Linked DNA regions of Homo sapiens: all the other regions are linked to region 1. Evidence: chromatin contacts called from ENCODE Hi-C or POLR2A ChIA-PET data. All regions are on one chromosome and are shown on one strand. Each heading gives the region's core, a stretch centred on a gene start or an enhancer-like site at or near the end of the contact. The rest is flanking DNA. Distances are from core to core; before and after follow the strand shown.

Region 1 (3,165 bases), core at 294-2,793:
CTCTTGGCTGTTGATACATCTGAGCTTAATCGTTTCTAGCTTTTCATTTAAAGTAAGGGACATGCAACTCTTCCTTTCACTTGGTCACTTAAAGGGCATTGTAGGGTTACTGGTTGGCCTAATTTCAATATTAGGCCATTATTATTAGACAATTATTAGTGTTTCATTTCAGGGAATATGGAGGCCCAAGATGAAGCAGAGAGACAGAGGAACAGCTGGTTGGTGGAGCAGTCAGAACACACACATTTATTAAGTCCCTGTCTTACATGGGCTCAGTTCATGGTGCCCTCAAAACAATTTCAACAGTAACATCAAAGATCACTGATTACAGATCACTATAACAGGTACAATAATGAAAAAGTTTGAAAGATTGCAAGAATTACCAAAATGTGCCACAGAGACATGTAGTGAGCAAATGCTGTTGAAAAACGGTGCTAGGACTTGCTTAATGCAGAGTTGCCACAAACCTTCAATTTGTAAGATGTGAAAGATCTGCAAACAGCAATAAAGTGAATCGCAGTAAAACAAAGTGGGCTTGTACAGCAAGGAGGTTATACAAATATACTTTTGAAATCCTACAGCCAGTTTGAATCCAGGCTTTGGCAGTTATTACTATGACTGGGCAAACTACTGTGTTTTTAAACTTCATTTTTCCTATCTGTAAAATGGGGATTTTTTATAGATTGTGTGTGTGTGTGTATATATACACACACACACACACATATATATATATACACACATATATATATAGTTGTTGTGAAGATTTAAAAATGTACACCGTCACAAGGACTCCATAAAATAAGCTATTATTGTAATCTATTGGAGACAGGGCAAGTAAAAATCCACACTGATGTTAAGTGAATCTTTAAAAACAAGTACCAGAAAAAGACGAGTTTTTATTTTATAAGATATGACCTAAGGGGCCTAGGAAGAGAAAAAACTTGTTTTGTCAAGTCTAAATCCACTCATATTTCATGGGGCCACGTATCACGTCCAACCTTTGATATCTGGCACACAACAAACAAACAGGAAAGGCCTTTCGTGTGCTTTAATAAAAACAGCTTTCCATTTTAAAACGATAAATATATTGGAAAAATCTGTTGGCTCTCCAACAGCTCTTATAAAACAAAGCTCAGACGCTGTGTTTTTGTTGTTTGAAAGAGAGAAATCAGGGGCTTGGGCATTATTAGGCTCCCTTTGATCGCGCCCTGGGATGGGAAGCCTTCGGGCAAAGCCCTGGGGGCAGGACGCGTTTTTTTTTTTTTTTTTTTTTTTTTTTAATCGATCCCGGAACCTTCGCGCGGCGGAGGGGGCGGGCGCGCCGCAGGGGCCCGAGGGAGGGGTCTGGGGCGCGGCGCCGCTTGCCCATCCCCCGAGCGCGCGGCGGGGCGGCCGGCCGGCGGCCGCCGGGATGCGGAGGGGCGGCGACGGGGGCCGGACCCTGCCGGGGCGGCGGGGCGGGCACCGCCCGAGGGGGTAGGGCGCGCGCGGGGGCGCGCCGGGCCGGGGAGGCGCGCTCGCTCCGCGCTCCCTTCGCTCGCTCGTTCCCTCCTCCCTCGGCAGCCGCGGCGGCAGCAGGAGAAGGCGGCGGCGGCGGCTAGGGATCAGACATGGCGGCGGATCTGAACCTGGAGTGGATCTCCCTGCCCCGGTCCTGGACTTACGGGATCACCAGGGGCGGCCGAGTCTTCTTCATCAAGTAAAGAGCCGGGGACGGCACGGGGGCCCGCGGGGGCGGGAGGGCAGGAGGCGGGCGGCTGGCGACACGGGGGAGAGCCCGGGTCTGTGCTCCTGCAGCCCCTCGGCTCGCCCCCGCGTCCCCTCTCACGCTCCGTGTCTGCCCCTTCTCTCACCCCTGCAGCGAGGAGGCCAAGAGCACCACCTGGCTGCACCCCGTCACCGGCGAGGCGGTGGTCACCGGACACCGGCGGCAGAGCACAGGTAACGCCGGGCCCAAACGGAGTTGGGCTCCGCCTGGAGGAGGCGGCAGAGCCCGGGCCGCCCGGCTCCCCGCAACCTGCCCCGCGCCGCGGGCCCCGGGAGGCGGCGAGGCGGGGCGGAGGCCGGGCGGGAGCGGCCGCAGGTAGAGGGGCCACGGGGACTCCGCCGCCGGGAGTTCTCTCCAGTCTCGGGGCGCCTCTTTCTCCTCAGCCTTTCATCAGCACTTGGAGACGGCGCCCTCTTCCTGCGCCTTCTCCCCCCATCCCAGCCTAGACGACCCTCGCGACCCTAGAGTGGCGACGCTCCCCTCCCTGAAACCTGGAGTCCTGAGTTTTTCCTCCGCGGCCGCTACTCACTCCCCGGTGACCCCCAGCTGCCGTCTTGCCCCCCAGCAATCTTCAGGCAGTCCTTACCCACTCCCCTCCCTGCAGCCCCGGACCCCGATCGCCCGCCGGGATAACGTAACCACATCCTCCCCCTCCTCCCAGGAGCGCTGCCTCCTGCCGTGCAGCTTCCTCCTCCTAGGTGGGACTTGTGGGTAGGTGGCTGATGAAGGAGGAGGAGGAGGAGGAGAGGAGTTCGGGGGTGCTGCGATCCTCTCTGTGACAGGGAACGGCTCGGGAAACGCTTGGCGCGTTCCCTCCTGCCACGGGAGGAGCAGCCGGAGCCGGAGGAGGCGTTCGCAGCCTCAGTTGCTGGCGATCCGGATCTAAAGTCCCCGCCAGCCGCACGGAGGTTGCACAGACTGCCAGGAGGCGGTGGGCGTGCGAGGGGGTGTCCCGTATGGGGGCACCCGGGCCCTGTTTGGAGGGAGTCCGTGGGGAAGCGGCTCTCTCGGGTGGCTTTGGGAGCTTGTTTGAATGCTAAGTGTGAGTGGAGCTGGAAAAGGCTCCTCGTAGTTTCTGTACTGGTCTGGGTTTCTTTTATCATTCTTTGTTTACATTCGTGACTTGTTTGTCTTTGAAATGTAACATGTGTTCTCTTACTGGCCTGCCTCTAGTCCTGGTGATTGGAAAGGCTTGAGAGCAGTTTGGGTCGAAGGCGAGGCCAGTTTCAGCAGTCCTCAGAGCTGGCCTCTGGGGTACATTCTCTCGGACTCTGACATTCCGTGAATCTGTTAAAGTTGCCAGGATATTGAACAAACCTGCCTCTCTGTGAAATGCTGGAGTTCACTGAAGTGACTAATGTCTCCAAATTTGCAAAAAGGTGGAGGAAGAAAGGAAA
Region 2 (3,165 bases), core at 238-2,737, 140 kb after region 1:
CGGGAGGCTGAGAGGGAAGGATCACTTGAGCCCAGAAAGTTGAGGTTGCAGAGAGCCAAGATCACGTCACTGCACTCCCCCCTGGGTTATACGGCAAGAGACCTTATCTCAAATAATAATGATAATAATCATGATGACAGTAATAATAATAGCTTTAGATAGACTACAGTAAATATGTTTTAAAAATCTTTTCAGTTATTTTATGTTTAATGTTAAAATTCCTACCCTCCCAAATAGCAAGGGATACATATGCTTTTAGTGTAAATGTTCTATGCCTTCTTTGTTGTTCTTGTTTTGAGATGGAGTCTCGCTCTGTCGCCCAGGCTGGAGTGCAGTGGCACGATCTCAGCTCACTCCAAACTCTGCCTCTCAGGTTCAAGCAATTCTCCTGCCTCAGCCTCCCGAGTAGGTGGGATTACAGATGTCCTCCACCAAGCCAGCTAATTTTTTTTTTATTTTTCGTAGAGACGGGGTCTCACCATTTTGGCCCGGCTGGTCTCAAACACCTGATCTTAGGTGATCCACCCACCCTGGCCTCCCAAAGTGCTGGGATTACAGGCATCAGTGGCCACACCTGGCCAACTTTTATTTTTCAAGAGAAAGAAGCACATAGTCTATCTTAGTAAATTTTCCCAATGTCTAATGTTGCCTCCAATCTAGAAGCCATGGTTTATATTTAACCTAAATATATGGATGGTTCATAACTTTACTCCAAGAAAAATAGTCACCTTTTTTTTTTAATTTTTTTTCCTTGGTGACCATATTCCAAAGCTTCTAGATATCTTCATCTATAGTTGATTACAGATATATGTATATAGATCTACATCCTTTCCACACGTCATAAACATTGGCAGCATTACCACACCTAGTTTCTGATAGAAGCATTTTTATTTATTGGAATATGGAGGGTTGGCTGGCTCCTGAGAGGCCTCCTAGAGTGGCATGATCTTGGCAGTTTCGTGCAGGTTCACACACTCAGCTTGATCTTTTCAGAGTCTGGAAGTGATTAGGCTCAGGGAAAGACCTAGATATGGCAACTAGAATAGTGAGCAAGTACAACTGTCGAGTGACCTAGACACATGCTGTTAACGAGCTCATTCTTTCAGTGGCCAGGTGGACATGGGATGCCAGATTCTAACCCAAGATTGCTTGATGTGTTGGAATTATAATGGTAAAATAAGGTCTGTGCCAGCCACTCATTAACTCATCTGATTCTCACAAGAACCCTCTGATCTTGGTGGCACAATCATACCCATTTACCAAAGAGGAAGCATAGGCACTTTAAGTGTTCTGTACTTTGCCTGAAGACTCAGCTAGTAAGAACAGAGTTGCAAGCTGGACATGTGCAGTCAGACTCCAAGAGCTCTAAAATCATACTGAGTTCCTCTTGAATACAAACAAAAGGAGTTAATTATATGGTTCAGATCTTTGATAGCATCAGACTATGATTTCCTGTTGCAGCCATTTCCACAACCAGACTCATGTTTGTCTCATGAGTCAACAAGCAGCTAACCTTGGCTGGGAGCCATGTGGCTCCTTTCAAGGGACTATCTACTGTGGTCCTTTAAGTGTAGACTTTGTGGTTTAACTGTCATAAGGCAATCTTAATTTGCTTTATTTTCAGATTCCTAATGGTGGGAGCACACATCACTTTTTACGCTCTAGTTCTTTATGTTTTCTTTTTCCCCCTTTCTGTTTATACATTCTGGTGTTGTGCTTGAATGTTAATATCACAGCATTGGGTATTTGTGTAGACTTGTCCACTGTGACCCTTTCCAGTCCCCTGGCCCCCACCCCCGTAAAGTATAATTTTTCCTAGATTGAATCCCAGAAGTAATATGTACATTATTTCATCTGATTTACTATGATTTTCTTCTCTGATTTCAGAGTGGACAAGATTACATCTGAAAATGCACCAACTAAAGAAACCAATAACATTCCCAACCATAGAGTGCTAATTAAACCAGAGATCCAAAACAATCAAAAAAACAAGGAAATGAGCAAAATTGAAGAAAAAAAGGCATTAGAAGCTGAAAAATATGGATTTCAGAAGGATGGTCAAGATAGACCCTTAACAAAAATTAATAGTGTAAAGCTGAATTCTCTGCCATCTGAATATGAGAGTGGGTCAGCATGCCCTGCTCAGACTGTGCACTACAGACCAATCAACTTGAGCAGTTCAGAGAACAAAATAGTCAATGTTAGCCTGGCAGATCTTAGAGGTGGAAATCGCCCCAATACAGGGCCCTTATACACAGAGGCCGATCGAGTCATACAGAGAACAAATTCAATGCAGCAGTTGGAACAGTGGATTAAAATCCAGAAGGGGAGGGGTCATGAAGAAGAAACCAGGGGGTAAGTGTCTGTCTTGTCATTATGAACCCAGGTTTCTTTGATGCTGTGTTGGTGGAGATTGGTTTCTGAGCTACTGATTAAAATATTGGTTTAAATTGTGTTTTAGCTGTTATAGCTTCATTACTACGTCTTTTGTTTATAATGATCAGATATAAGTATTTATTCTCTGTCTCTTATGTTCTGTCACCCAACTTTGCTAATGGCAAGGAGTCATCCTTCCTGGCCAAGCACAAGGAAAGGCTTGGGTTACAGGCAGAGATCGAGTTTATTTGGGAGAGGGAGGGAGCAAGCCCTGTCCTCCCAACCCACCCCTGTCTTGTCCCCTGCCATTATCACCTCTTCTCTGACTGTCCTCCATTACCAGTTTCTGCAGGTTGGTACAATGCAAGGATCTCCTGAGACAAGTAATATGGAGGCAGCAAAGGCCTACTGCTCTCTAATTCCCAGTCTTATTCTTGGGCTTTCTTTAAATCAGAATGCACATAACTATTAAATTCAAGGCCAGGCGCAGTTTTTCGGCTTGTAATCCCAGCACTTTGGGAGGCCAAAGCAGGAGAATCGTTTGATGCCAGGAGTTTGAGACCAGCCTGGGCAACCTAGCAAGACCCTATCTCTGTAAAAAATTCTTAAAAATTAGCCAAGCATAGTGGTGCATACCTGTAGTACCTACTACTTGGGGGAAGTTGAAGTGGGAGGATTGCTTGAGCCCAGGAGTTGGGAGCTGCAGTGAGCTATGACTGTGCCAGTGCACTCCAGCGTGGCAGCACAGTGAGAACCCAACTCTAAAAAAAAAAATGTAAATATATTTAT
Region 3 (3,165 bases), core at 225-2,724, 130 kb before region 1:
CATATATATAATAGTCCATTTAAAACCATCACCTGCTAAATTCAAAATATGGGTCATTTTCGAATTGGCTCTTGATTTTGGACTACATGGTCCTGTCTTTAAAACTGTATTAGTAATTTTTTTTAGACTGGATAGTGTAGATAAACTATTGTACAGACTCTGGATTCTGTTATCTTCCTTTGAAAAATTGATGCATTTTCTAAGGCAGCTTAATTACTTGATGATCTGATATATGATGGGCTTGATGAGCTGATGTATGCTCAGTTTTATGCTTTGTTACAAAGGATCTGTGGGAAGTGAAAGATATTTTTTCCAAGTCCTTCTAACTTGGAAGAATTCAACTTCCAACGCTATCTTCCTGATCTTATCAGGGCTTGGTCATAGACTGACTCTATTATGCCAGGTGTACTCTAGGCTGTACCCTAGGCTGGGTTCTTAGAGGCCTTTCTGAGGTCTTAGCTGGATTGTAATAAATATTAGTGAAATGGCCGGGTGTGGTAGCTCACACCTGTAATCCCAGCACTTTGGGAGGCCGAAGTAGGCAGATCACTTTAGACCAGGAGTTCAAGACCAGCCTGGGCAACATGATGAAATCCCATCTCTACTAAAAATACAAAAAAATTAGCCAGGCATGGTGGCACACACCTGTATTCCCAGCTACTTGAGAGGCTGAGGCACAAGAATCACTTGAACCCAGGAGGCAGAGGCTGCAGTGAGACAAGATCACGCCACTGCACTCCAGCCTGGCCAACAGAGTGAGTGAGACTCTGTCTCAAAAATAAAAATAAATAAATAAATAAATAAATAAATAAACAAATAAATAAATATCAGTGAAATGTTAACTGGATTTCTCTCCTATGGCTGGGCTGGAACTCCAAGTCCCCAGCATTAGTAGCTCTAGTCCCTCAATCCTACAACCTCAAGCCTCAGCTCTCTGATAAGCCTTGAGTAGTCTCACCCAGCCCACATCCAGCTTAGTCCTCAATCAGGACTGGTGCGGAACCACCATACCAACTTCTGTACCTGTACACAGCTTCTTCCTCTTCAGTACCCACCTGTCCCAACTGCTTCTGCTGTCCTGAACTCTAACCTCGATCTCTTCAAGCAGAACATCACCACTGTGAATTCTAGCCCCCTGTGCTGTGGTTGGGAAATGTTTCCCAGGTACATTCAGGTCAGTTATGGGTCTTACCTTGTGATTTTTCTTTCTTTCAGGGATCAATCTTGCATTGCCTGTTTTCCACAGTCTGGAAAGCGTTGCCACATGTATTTTGTTCAGTTTCATGGTTGTTGACGGCATGAGGCTAGCCTTGTATCAGTAACTTCATCATAGCCAGAAGCAAAAGACTGAAGACATTAAGCATAAGAGGATACTGAAACAACAAAGTGAAAATTCAATAGACTTCTGGCATCTGCTTTGTCTCAGTCCTTTATTCTGAGGCCAGCCAGTCCACACTCATTCCTCAGGAAGCCCTTAAGTGCTGGCTTCAGCCAAGCACTTCTCTCTGGCATTTGTCCAGACTGTTTGCCAGTTTTACATTCAGCCTTCTTCCTCAAACCTTCAAGTTCGTTCTCACTAGGTTGGGAGGAGAGGGCAGGGGACTTCTCTCCCTAGCCCTGAATTTTTCCCAGGCTTGAAACTAGAAGTTGCGACATTGGCTGAATTTTAAGGAGAAACATCTTCCCTTCTCTATACTTCTCACTGGGCTCTCCACATAGGAAGAGAAGTGGCATCATTCATGGCCCAGCCTCGGAGAAGAGCTGTTCGAAGCAGGCAGCCTATCCTCTGTGGCTTTTGTTCTCTCATCTGCAGGCCTTCTCCCCTCCATGAAGTGCGCGGGTTGCCCTGGAGATGCCCAGCTGCTCTGCCTATCACAGGCTAAATCAGTCTGATTCCCTGGGAGAAAAAGCAGGAATCTACTTGGGCCCTGGGCACAAGGCACATTTCAAATTCATATCTATTAATAAAATAAACCCAGAGTCAAAAGATGTGTGATTAATTGGCCACCTCAAGCCTCAACAATGCCCTGCGTTGAGTCTTCCTCCTTATTTTGGTGACTCACTTAGGCAGTTTCCTTTGACTTTGAAGCTCTTTTGAGGCTCTTGATTTGAACATCTGTCCTTAGTTTTACCAAATGTAAACCTATGTAACATAGTCCTTCTGCCAGCTCCAGCCCTTTGCAACATACACTAACCCTGATTCCTCCTCGCTTATTTCTGACTGAAGATATGTGATTAGAATTCCAAAGGAAAATATCATTTTTTCCTAAATAAGCTGTGTTTGGTGTTGGAGTTTGGCCGTTGGGGTTGATTCAATACACAATATACATCATACCAACAACAAAGGATCTGTCCGCACGTGGACTAGTTAATTTAACTTTGTTCTACTCACCTTGGCTAACCACCTAACTCTTCTAGTTCTTTCTTTTTCTTTTTCTTTTTCTTTTTCTTTTTTGAGATTGAGTCTCACTCTGTTGCCCAGGCTGGAGTGCAATGGCACAATCTTGGCTCACTGCAGCCTCCGCCTCCTGAGTTCAAGCGATTCTCCTGCCTCAGCCCCCAAAGTAGCTGGTATTACAGGCACAAGCCACCACGCCCAGCTAATTTTTGTATTTTTACTAGAGATGGGGTTTCACCATGTTGGACAGGCTGATCTTGAACTCCTGACCTAGTGATCCGCCCACCTCGACCTCCCAAAGTGCTGGGATTACAGGCATGAGCCACCATGCCCGGCCCAACTCTTCTAGTTCTTTATCCAAGTGGAATCTAAGGAGAGAGCATAATGATTACTGGAATTCCAGGACCTTTAGTGGAACAATAACCTGAGTCATGCTGAATTACTAATCAGTAGCAACCTTTATGTAGACCAAGAACAGCATTATCATTGCATACATTAGCAACAGAAGATTCCTCAAAATGAAAGAACTTTCCTTCTTTGATGTTAGACACATGGACGGTTAAATGTTAAAAGAAAACACGATATAAATTTTTAATTCTCAGAGCAGTCAGGTCAATAGTTATGAATTAATTAATTATTATTAGCATCATTTAAAAAATTTACCCGGCAAATATTATATGCAACACTGTGCCTGGCACCACAATGGAGAACAGACAATGGGCTGCCTCAAGGAATGTACAAAGTAGTTGAGAAGGCAAGACACATTC

Evidence for each region. Hi-C counts contacts between places; a loop is a spot of excess contacts on that map. ChIA-PET counts read pairs that join two places held with the same protein, here RNA polymerase II (POLR2A). Pooled maps may share reads with other maps.
Region 2: a loop to region 1 is called in a map of endothelial cell of umbilical vein, with 2.6 times the contacts of the local background. The contact joins the enhancer-like site here to the promoter of PLEKHA5 in region 1. A Hi-C loop is called at or near these places in 5 of 168 maps with a recorded cell type or tissue (CD4-positive, alpha-beta memory T cell, IMR-90, PC-9 and 2 more) and 15 of 50 pooled maps. POLR2A ChIA-PET finds 5 or more read pairs at or near these places in 4 of 52 experiments (CD4-positive, alpha-beta memory T cell, H1, PC-9 and 1 more).
Region 3: a loop to region 1 is called in a map of mammary epithelial cell, with 5 times the contacts of the local background. The contact joins the enhancer-like site here to the promoter of PLEKHA5 in region 1. A Hi-C loop is called at or near these places in 3 of 168 maps with a recorded cell type or tissue (PC-3, PC-9 and mammary epithelial cell), 1 of 37 single-sample maps with no recorded cell type and 4 of 50 pooled maps. POLR2A ChIA-PET finds 5 or more read pairs at or near these places in 1 of 52 experiments (WTC11).

Annotation. Positions count from the first base shown.
Region 1 is chr12:19,128,190-19,131,354 of GRCh38, forward strand. PLEKHA5 (pleckstrin homology domain containing A5) reads left to right here and starts at 1,544. Exons shown (of 32, transcript NM_001256470.2): 1 at 1,544-1,699; 2 at 1,862-1,941. The coding sequence starts at 1,611.
Region 2 is chr12:19,272,629-19,275,793 of GRCh38, forward strand. PLEKHA5 (pleckstrin homology domain containing A5) reads left to right here. Exons shown (of 32, transcript NM_001256470.2): 11 at 1,888-2,355. LOC124902892 (a long non-coding RNA gene) reads right to left here. Exons shown (of 3, transcript XR_007063235.1): 3 at 3,056-3,137. Among named protein-coding and RNA genes, the nearest start is that of PLEKHA5, 140 kb to the left of the region's middle. Within about 2 kb of position 1,488, at least 9 of the 41 ENCODE cell types and tissues checked have a DNase peak (open chromatin) inside an H3K27ac peak, as active enhancers do; they include PC-9, endothelial cell of umbilical vein and heart left ventricle, where a contact is called at or near this core.
Region 3 is chr12:18,997,102-19,000,266 of GRCh38, forward strand. No RefSeq gene overlaps it. Among named protein-coding and RNA genes, the nearest start is that of PLEKHA5, 130 kb to the right of the region's middle. Within about 2 kb of position 1,475, at least 5 of the 41 ENCODE cell types and tissues checked have a DNase peak (open chromatin) inside an H3K27ac peak, as active enhancers do; they include PC-3 and mammary epithelial cell, where a contact is called at or near this core.